2 separate regions of the Homo sapiens genome follow, and region 1 is linked to region 2. A link is a contact called in ENCODE Hi-C or POLR2A ChIA-PET data. All regions are on one chromosome and are shown on one strand. The core of a region is the stretch at or near the end of the contact, and the rest is flanking DNA. Distances in the headings are between cores, read along the strand shown.

Evidence for each region. Hi-C counts contacts between places; a loop is a spot of excess contacts on that map. ChIA-PET counts read pairs that join two places held with the same protein, here RNA polymerase II (POLR2A). Pooled maps may share reads with other maps.
Region 1: a pooled map shows a loop between it and region 2 (4-fold over the local background). The contact joins the promoter of POM121 here to the promoter of FZD9 in region 2. A Hi-C loop is called at or near these places in 1 of 168 maps with a recorded cell type or tissue (heart left ventricle), 2 of 37 single-sample maps with no recorded cell type and 3 of 50 pooled maps. POLR2A ChIA-PET finds 5 or more read pairs at or near these places in 1 of 52 experiments (naive thymus-derived CD8-positive, alpha-beta T cell).

Annotation. Positions count from the first base shown.
Region 1 is chr7:72,923,781-72,928,655 of GRCh38, forward strand. It overlaps POM121 (POM121 transmembrane nucleoporin), which reads left to right and starts at 1,315. Exons shown (of 13, transcript NM_001387691.1): 1 at 1,315-1,985; 2 at 2,482-2,697; 3 at 3,022-3,183; 4 at 4,605-4,685. The coding sequence starts at 1,342. RefSeq lists enhancers at 901-1,462, 1,463-2,023, 2,457-3,656 and a silencer at 1,400-1,509.
Region 2 is chr7:73,432,160-73,437,271 of GRCh38, forward strand. It overlaps FZD9 (frizzled class receptor 9), which reads left to right and starts at 1,619. Exons shown (of 1, transcript NM_003508.3): 1 at 1,619-3,961. The coding sequence starts at 1,849. The coding sequence ends at 3,624. RefSeq lists silencers at 1,432-1,721, 3,260-3,554 and an enhancer at 1,438-2,311.

The sequences.
Region 1 (4,875 bases), core at 65-2,564, 510 kb before region 2:
AGTAGAGACGGAGTTTCACCATATTGGTCAGGCTGGTCTCAAACTCCTGACCTCAGATGATCCGCCCACCTCGGCCTTCCAAAGTGCTGGAATTCAGGCACGAGCCACCGCGCCTGGCCTTCTTATTTTTTTTTCCTGTTATCACACTGATAACACTGAATTGCAATTTTTTTTTCTTTTTTTGAGACGGAGTCTCGGTCTGTCGCCCAGGTTGGAGTGCAGTGGCGCAATCTCGGCTCACTGCAACCTCCGCCTCCCGAGTTCACGCCATTCTCCTGCCTCAGCCTCCCAAGTTGCTGGGACTACAGGCGGCACGCCCGGCTAAGTTTTTTTTTTTTGGTATTTTTATTAGAGACGGGGTTTCACCATGTTAGCCAGGATGGTCTCGATCTCCTGACCTTGTGATCCGCCCACCCCGGCCTCCCAAAGTGCTGGGATTACAGGCGTGAGCCACCGCGCCCGGCCTGAATTGCAATCTTCTACTTACACATCTTCCTAACTAAACAGTTTCTAAAGATCAGAGATCCTATATTTTCCCCCTTAATCTCTTTAATGTACATAAACAATGGAATGAATAAATCAATGAATGAATGGCTGAGGAAACTGAACTACACCAAAGTGTATTGGCAGACTACCAGACTTTTTAAACAGCTTTATTAAGATATAATTCACATACCATGCAAATCATAGGGTGGTGCAATCACCACCACAATCTAATTTTAAACTATCTTTATGGTGCTACAAAAAAGCCTATAACCATGACCAGTCACTTTCTATTCCCCACCCCCAAACCCACTCCCTAGCCCTAGGCAACCACTAATCTACCTTCTCAGACCGTTAACTTTAGCATAGGTATAAGTCGATCACAGAGCCACAAAATCCACCCGATATCTGGGCCATGATGTGAAATTTGGTAGGTAATCGTCCCACGTTTTCAATTTGTAACATAGAAATGGAGGGGGGAGGGACTCACAACCGCTAGTAGCGTTTGTGAAAAGTACCTGGTAACAGGCTGTGCTGGAGGGGAATTCAGCCCCCATAAAAGATCACGGATTAGGAATTACGTAAGCATAGGTCTCGGGCCCTTTTATCTTGGACGCGATCCTTCCACGGGATCGCCTCCGGATGGATGTGGCGCTGGGAGCCACGCGGAAAACCTCAAGAGTCAGAAACAGGCGTTAAAGGCAGGCGGCATTTTCCAAACCAGTTGGGTCTCGGGCGCTGCCGGGCGGTAGCGTCTCCCGGAGTCGCGCGCGCATGACGTAGAGGGCGCGCGATGACGCGACGCGCGGCGCGGTGCACGCTGGGATATTTAAGTCTCCTCCGCGGCGCGGAGCCGCGATGTCTCCGGCGGCTGCGGCGGCTGGAGCAGGCGAGCGGCGGCGGCCCATAGCGAGTGTCAGGGACGGCCGGGGCCGGGGCTGCGGCGGGCCGGCCAGGGCGGTGCTCCTGGGCCTGTCGCTGGTTGGCCTCTTACTGTACCTCGTGCCGGCTGCGGCTGCACTGGCCTGGCTGACCGTGGGGGCTACCGCGGCCTGGTGGGGACTGAGCCGCGAGCCCCGAGGTTCGCGCCCCTTGTCCTCCTTCGTTCGGAAGGCGCGTCATCGGCGCCCCTTGTCCTCCTTCGTTCGGAAGGCGCGTCATCGGCGAACACTGTTCGCTTCGCCTCTGGCCAAGTCGACAGCCAACGGAAACCTCCTAGAGCCGCGGACCCTGCTCGAAGGACCTGACCCTGCGGAACTGCTACTCATGGGCAGTTACCTGGGCAAGCCCGGGCCGCCGCAGCCCGCCGCCGCTCCGGAGGGCCAGGACCTGCGGGATAGGCCTGGCCGCCGCCCACCTGCCCGCCCGGCGCCGCGCTCCCCACCGCCGCGCTCCCCACCGCCGCGCTCCCCCCCGCCCTCCCCGCCGACCCATCGCGCTCACCACGTTTACCCCTCTCTGCCCACTCCTCTTCTCCGACCCTCCAGGAGGCCTTCCCCACGGTAAGATGCGCTGATTTTGTCAGATCATCCTCTGGCTCGGCTGGCTTGAAATCGAGGACTTGACTTTTAAATCCGATTTGCTTTTTCATCAAGTCCCAAGGGGATTGTGTGTGGTTTTGCCCTCCTTAACACCTTGGTGTGTGCCAGCTGTCTCCTGGCCTCTGACTCTTGGAATGAGATGTTGTGTTGCCAAAACGATTCTCTTCTTTCCAGTTCTAAAAACTCCTCGAATTTTAGTGCAGCCTAGATGTAGTCTAGATTTAGATTTTCCCTCTCAAACTGTTGAAATCCATTGTTGAGACAGCTGTTAAGCAGCTGTCACTCTCTGGCCTTAGATGGAATAAGGGAAAGTTGCCATAAAAACACCGTGTTCTGTGTTGCTTAGAAAGAGACTTAAGTTCTTTGGAAAATGTCTGAACTGGTGGGTTTTTAACCGTTTAAAAATTTGACATTCTTTTTTGCTTTGGTTCCGTGATTTGTCTCGCATTCTCTGCAGGGATTGTGGGACTTTACCAAATCGGTTTGTAATAACACCTAGAAGACGCTATCCGATCCATCAGGCCCAGTATTCCTGTCTGGGGGTACTTCCCACCGTGTGCTGGAATGGTTATCACAAGAAGGCTGTGCTGTCCCCTCGCAACTCCAGGATGGTGTGTAGCCCAGTGACTGTGAGGATCGCCCCTCCTGACAGAAGATTTTCGCGTTCTGCGATGTGAGTATTATCGTTGGAAGAATACTCTCCCTTTTCGTGTCCACTTTATTCTTCTCCAGTTGTTCCTATGACATGACTACAACGCAGAAAAGAAAGGACGAAGCTGCTTATTTGATGAGAAATACCAAATTCTAGTAAACCCTTTTGTTTTTCACTTTTTGCTCTTAACGAAAAAGTAGCTTTACTTGCTAACGGGAACTGCTGTGAGTGTATAAATTATACTTTGGCCTGTTGGTTAGCTTCTGATTTCTTGTTTCTGAAGTCTGTGCTATATGGCATGGGAATTAAAATATCTTACAGCTAGAATCTTGTCTTTCATTGTAGACCAGAGCAGATAATCAGCTCAACACTGTCCTCACCATCAAGTAACGCCCCAGACCCATGTGCAAAGGAGACAGTACTGAGTGCCCTCAAAGAGAAGGAGAAGAAAAGGACAGTGGAGGAAGAAGACCAAATATTCCTTGATGGCCAGGAAAATAAAAGAAGGTAACAGGCTCAGGAGAGTACTAAGCCGGTTTCGCGCTTGGACTCCTATGGGATGAGATGTAGACATTCCCATATAGATACAGAGGCCATCTCCAGTTTATGAGCCTTCGTAGGCCCCCTTCTTTGGCTTACATGGAGGAATCTAATAACAAGGGTTTTAATGCTGCTCTTTTCAAGGCACAGGTTAGATCGATGTTGTAATTTACCTTTTCCGTGAGTAGTAGAGATAAGCTGACTGCTATTAGCCACGCTACCCTCATACTTTTGTAGAAATGTGTTAAAGTTTATTTTCAAGAAAGAAGGCTCTAAGTCTTCCCGTCGGAATTTTGTGGTGTTCAGTTACTTGGGTAACCACCAGTTCCATGTTCCAGTGTCTTAATTGTGCTGAAGGAAATGCTTGTGAAAGAAAAATGAAAACTAGAGTTTGGTAGATTTATCAGTAATGAGGTTAAAACCAATTTCCTGGCAGGGCAAGGTGGCTCAGGCCTGTAATCTCAGCACTTTGAGAGGCCGACACGGGTGGATCACCTGAGGTCAGGAGTTCGAGACCAGCCTGGCCAACATGGTGAAACCCCATCTCTACTAAAAATTCAAAAATTAGCTGGATGTGGTGGTGGGCGCCTGTGATCCCAGCTACTCGGAAGGCTGAGACAGGAGAATTGCTTGAACCCAGGAGGCGGAGGTTGCAGTGAGCTGAGACTGCCACCATACTCCAGCCTGGGTGACAAAGCGAGACTGTCTCCAAAAAAAAAAAATCCTTATGTGGTTTATAGAATAAGCTAATGAAAATGGAATAAATAAATAGTTTTCTAAGTATAGAAAGAAAGGAAGTTGAAGTGGCTGAGCATTTATTGAGCACCCACTGTGTATGGGACCCTACTCCAAGTGCTATGGATAGAGCGGTGGACAAGACAAAATCCCTGCTCTCATGGGACTCTTGAGGGAAACACCATTTTATAAGGCTGGGTGTGGTGCTGCACGCTTGTACTCCTAACACTTTGACAGGCCAAGATGGGAGGATCGCTGGAGCCCAGTTGCTCAAGACCAGCCTGGGCAACATAGTGAGACCTCGCCTCTACAAAAAATTAAGAAATTAGCCAGGTGTGGTGGTGCATACCTGTAGTCCCAGCTACTCTGGAGGCTGAGGCAGGAGAATCGCTTGAACCCAGGAGGCAGAGGTTTGTTGCAGTGAGCCAAGATCGTGCTATTGCACTCCAGCCTGGGCAACAAGAGCGAAACTCTGTCTGAAAAAAAAAAAATTTACCTTTCAGAAGCTTAGGGATTTTAAACAACCATTTTCTGGTCTATCATGGAATCTGTGCTCCATAGAGATAGTATAAGGTCCCAGAAATATGAGAATACACTTTAAAGGGACAAAAAAAGTCATGTCATTTCATTGAGACTTTTTTGATTTGTCGCAGGCGCCATGATAGCAGTGGCAGTGGACATTCAGCATTTGAGCCCCTGGTGGCCAATGGAGTCCCCGCTTCTTTTGTGCCTAAGTAAGTGGGAGTCCATCCGGATGAAATACCAACTGTTTGGAAAAAGGCCTGATCAGAGCTGTTGCCCTATAGATTTTCCTCTTTGTTTTTTGCATTGCTTAATTGGTTCAGGTTCACGTCTTTGAAATTAGGAACGTTTTGAGTAACTTGCCACAGTTAACTGCCTTCTGTCTAATTCCTTTTAATGTTC
Region 2 (5,112 bases), core at 369-2,868:
AATAAGGATAACGTAGCATTCTTGGATTGCTGAGAAGATACAATAAGGGCAAGTATGAAGTGTGATCGATCAGATTCAGGTGCCCAACACGTGTTGTTGATTTTCTTTTTTTTTTTTTCTTTTTTTTTTTTTTCAGGCCAGGCACCGTGGCTCATGCCTGTAATCCCAACACTTTGGGAGGCCGAGGTGGATGGATCACCTGAGGTCAGGAGTTCGAGACCAGCCTGGCCAACATGGTGAAACCCCTGTCTCTACTAAAAGTACAAAAATTACCCGGGAGTGATGGTGGGCGCCTGTAATCCCAGCTACTTGGAAGGTTGAGGCAGGAGAATTGCTTGAACCCGGGAGGCGGAGGTTGCAGTGAGCCAAGATCGCACCATTGCACTCCTGGGCGATGAGATGAGCCTGGGCGACAAGAGCGAAACTCCATCTCAAAAAAAAAAAAGCTATTTTTTTTTCTTTATTAGAGACGAGGTCTCACTATGTTGCCCAGGCTGATGGGGCAAGATGGGGGTGGGGGTGAGCCACTGCGCCTGGCAGAACTGTTGATTTTAACAGTAGGATTATCTGCCTGCATTACAGAAAAGCAAGCTGAGGCTCAGAGAGGAGCCCCAAGTCACATACACTGAGGGGAGAGGCAGACGCTGTATTTGAGCTGCCACTGGGTACAAGGCAGACTTCCACACGTGGGAAGCCTTAGAAATGGTCTCCCCTGGCCGGGCACGGTGGAGCACGCCTGTAATCCCGGCACTTTGGGAGGCAGAAGCGGGAGCATCCCTTGAGCCCAGGAGTTCAAGACCAGCCTGGGTAACATAGTGAGACCCTGTCTCTACAAAAACATTTTAAAATTAGCCGGGAGTGGTGGTGCCCACCTGTAATCCCAGCTACTCTGGTGGCTGAGGCGGGAAGGTCGCTTGAGCCCGGGAGATGGAGGCTGCAGTGAACTATGGTCGTTCCACTGGACTCCAGCCTGGGCGACACAGAGAGACCCTGTCTCTAAAAAGAAATAACAATTAAAAATAAAAATAAAAAGTCTTCCAGCTGGGCGCGGTGGCTCAAGCCTCTAATCCCAGCACTTTGGGAGGCCGAGGCAGGTGAATCACCTGAGGTCAGGAGTTCGAGACCAGCCTGGCCAAAATGGTGAAACCCCGTCTTTACTAAAAATACAAAAAATTAGAGGGGCGTGGTGGCAGGAGCCTGTAATCCCAGCTACTCGGGAGGCTGAGGCAGGATAATCGCTGGAACCCGGGAGGCGGAGGTTGCAGTGAGCCGATATCGCGCCACTGCACTCCAGCCTGGGCGACAAGAGCAAAACTCCGTCTCAAAAAAAAAAAAAAAAAAAAAAAAGTCTCCCTCCTAGAGTAAAATGAGGCGACCCAGTCTGAGAGTGTGGGTACGGGGACTTCCCGCAGCCTCTCCCAGGCAGCAAGGGAAGGGAAGAAACCGAGTGTAAGCGGAGGGCAAGCGGGCGGACACCCACCAGGCCCGGCCCCACCCCGTGCTCCGCGTGGCCGGGAGACGCGGCGCCTTTAAAGCCCAGTGGGAGGCGTGTCCCTGGGCGTGTCCTCCCGGAGCCCCGCCCCGGGGGCTGGTAGCCTCGGCCCCGGGAGGTTGCGCCGGCTCTGGCTCAGCGGCGGCTCCGGTGGCAGCGGCGGTGGCGGCTAGGCGGGCTCGGCGGCTCCTGTCCCTCGGGCGGCTGCCCGCTCGCTGCCCAGGGCGCCCGGACACACGTGGGCGGCTCAGCGATGGCCCGCGCCCCGCGACGTGGCGGGCAGGCACCGGGGCGCGGGACCGCTGAGCCCGAGTGAGCCGGGGCCGCGCTCCCGCCTTCGGCCCGGGCCTCCCGGGATGGCCGTGGCGCCTCTGCGGGGGGCGCTGCTGCTGTGGCAGCTGCTGGCGGCGGGCGGCGCGGCACTGGAGATCGGCCGCTTCGACCCGGAGCGCGGGCGCGGGGCTGCGCCGTGCCAGGCGGTGGAGATCCCCATGTGCCGCGGCATCGGCTACAACCTGACCCGCATGCCCAACCTGCTGGGCCACACGTCGCAGGGCGAGGCGGCTGCCGAGCTAGCGGAGTTCGCGCCGCTGGTGCAGTACGGCTGCCACAGCCACCTGCGCTTCTTCCTGTGCTCGCTCTACGCGCCCATGTGCACCGACCAGGTCTCGACGCCCATTCCCGCCTGCCGGCCCATGTGCGAGCAGGCGCGCCTGCGCTGCGCGCCCATCATGGAGCAGTTCAACTTCGGCTGGCCGGACTCGCTCGACTGCGCCCGGCTGCCCACGCGCAACGACCCGCACGCGCTGTGCATGGAGGCGCCCGAGAACGCCACGGCCGGCCCCGCGGAGCCCCACAAGGGCCTGGGCATGCTGCCCGTGGCGCCGCGGCCCGCGCGCCCTCCCGGAGACCTGGGCCCGGGCGCGGGCGGCAGTGGCACCTGCGAGAACCCCGAGAAGTTCCAGTACGTGGAGAAGAGCCGCTCGTGCGCACCGCGCTGCGGGCCCGGCGTCGAGGTGTTCTGGTCCCGGCGCGACAAGGACTTCGCGCTGGTCTGGATGGCCGTGTGGTCGGCGCTGTGCTTCTTCTCCACCGCCTTCACTGTGCTCACCTTCTTGCTGGAGCCCCACCGCTTCCAGTACCCCGAGCGCCCCATCATCTTCCTCTCCATGTGCTACAACGTCTACTCGCTGGCCTTCCTGATCCGTGCGGTGGCCGGAGCGCAGAGCGTGGCCTGTGACCAGGAGGCGGGCGCGCTCTACGTGATCCAGGAGGGCCTGGAGAACACGGGCTGCACGCTGGTCTTCCTACTGCTCTACTACTTCGGCATGGCCAGCTCGCTCTGGTGGGTGGTCCTGACGCTCACCTGGTTCCTGGCTGCCGGGAAGAAATGGGGCCACGAGGCCATCGAGGCCCACGGCAGCTATTTCCACATGGCTGCCTGGGGCCTGCCCGCGCTCAAGACCATCGTCATCCTGACCCTGCGCAAGGTGGCGGGTGATGAGCTGACTGGGCTTTGCTACGTGGCCAGCACGGATGCAGCAGCGCTCACGGGCTTCGTGCTGGTGCCCCTCTCTGGCTACCTGGTGCTGGGCAGTAGTTTCCTCCTGACCGGCTTCGTGGCCCTCTTCCACATCCGCAAGATCATGAAGACGGGCGGCACCAACACAGAGAAGCTGGAGAAGCTCATGGTCAAGATCGGGGTCTTCTCCATCCTCTACACGGTGCCCGCCACCTGCGTCATCGTTTGCTATGTCTACGAACGCCTCAACATGGACTTCTGGCGCCTTCGGGCCACAGAGCAGCCATGCGCAGCGGCCGCGGGGCCCGGAGGCCGGAGGGACTGCTCGCTGCCAGGGGGCTCGGTGCCCACCGTGGCGGTCTTCATGCTCAAAATTTTCATGTCACTGGTGGTGGGGATCACCAGCGGCGTCTGGGTGTGGAGCTCCAAGACTTTCCAGACCTGGCAGAGCCTGTGCTACCGCAAGATAGCAGCTGGCCGGGCCCGGGCCAAGGCCTGCCGCGCCCCCGGGAGCTACGGACGTGGCACGCACTGCCACTATAAGGCTCCCACCGTGGTCTTGCACATGACTAAGACGGACCCCTCTTTGGAGAACCCCACACACCTCTAGCCACACAGGCCTGGCGCGGGGTGGCTGCTGCCCCCTCCTTGCCCTCCACGCCCTGCCCCCTGCATCCCCTAGAGACAGCTGACTAGCAGCTGCCCAGCTGTCAAGGTCAGGCAAGTGAGCACCGGGGACTGAGGATCAGGGCGGGACCCCGTGAGGCTCATTAGGGGAGATGGGGGTCTCCCCTAATGCGGGGGCTGGACCAGGCTGAGTCCCCACAGGGTCCTAGTGGAGGATGTGGAGGGGCGGGGCAGAGGGGTCCAGCCGGAGTTTATTTAATGATGTAATTTATTGTTGCGTTCCTCTGGAAGCTGTGACTGGAATAAACCCCCGCGTGGCACTGCTGAGTCCTCTCTGGCTGGGAAGGGGGGAAGGTAGGAGGGTGAGGGCCCTGCAGGAGTCTTTCTTGTAAGCAGAGCTGGCAGTGGGTGCTGGCACCCCCCAATCAGGAGGAAGTCCCCCCGGAACAGCTGTGCATTGCAGGAGTCCCAGACACCATGTGTGCGTGTTTTCCCCTCCCGCCCGTCTCTGTGCTTCCAAATGGAGACAGGGACGCCTGCGGATGTTCAGGGAATTCCCCAGGGTGACACTGCCACCTCTGGCCCCAGGGAGTCCAGTTTGAGGCTATGGATGAGTTTTCCTTCTCTGGGAACTTGCTCTCCTTATTGGCGTGGAAAGTAAAGGTGTCAGCCTGTGTCAATGTTGTCACGAGGACCGCCTCCCTGGGGCCTTGGAAAATTGCTGGTGCGTCTGCCTGGCTCCTCGGGGCCCCCACCAGGGCAGCCCCCACCAGGGCAGCCCCAGCCTGCTCCCTGGCGTCTCCAGGTGGGGTGAAGAGGTTGTTCTGGTCTGTGGGCCTCTGGGTAGCACAGACATGCACGTGGAGCTGGGAAGCCCTTGAGTAGAGTGGGAATTGGGCCCCTAGCTCCTAAGCTTGTCAGATTTGAGTTGCTAATGGCAGCGGTGGGAATGAGGCAGCTCAGGTGGCTGTGCAGAGCTCCACACTGGGGCAGGTATGGGGAAAGGTCCCATGTCCATCTGTGTGCTGGGGTAGCTTAGGGCTGCTAGGGCCTGTCCTGTTTCTGCGGACTGGGTAGCTGGGCACGTGTGGCCATCTGGAGACCCCTATTGGCTTGGGGTCAGACCCCAGGGCCCCATCTTGGCTGCTGTGACTCCAGCCAGGTGAGAGTATTAGTTACTAGTGTCCCTGGGTGCCTACTATACACGGCCGGCATTTGGTGTCAGTGCCAGGAGATCCCAGCGGTCCAGCCCTGCTGCCAGCCTCACTTTAGAGCCACGGGGAGGCTCCAGGAGGGGAGACGCTCAGGTGCTGAGGATGAATGGTGAGGCGGAGCCCCAAACCTAGGGCCTCTCGGGCTGGAGCCCTGTGCCCTACCCCAACCACCAATCCTACAGGGACAAGAAAAGTCCAGTGAGAATCAAACAGGTTGGGTCACGCTCCCAGGAGACAAGACCATGGCAGGCTGAGGG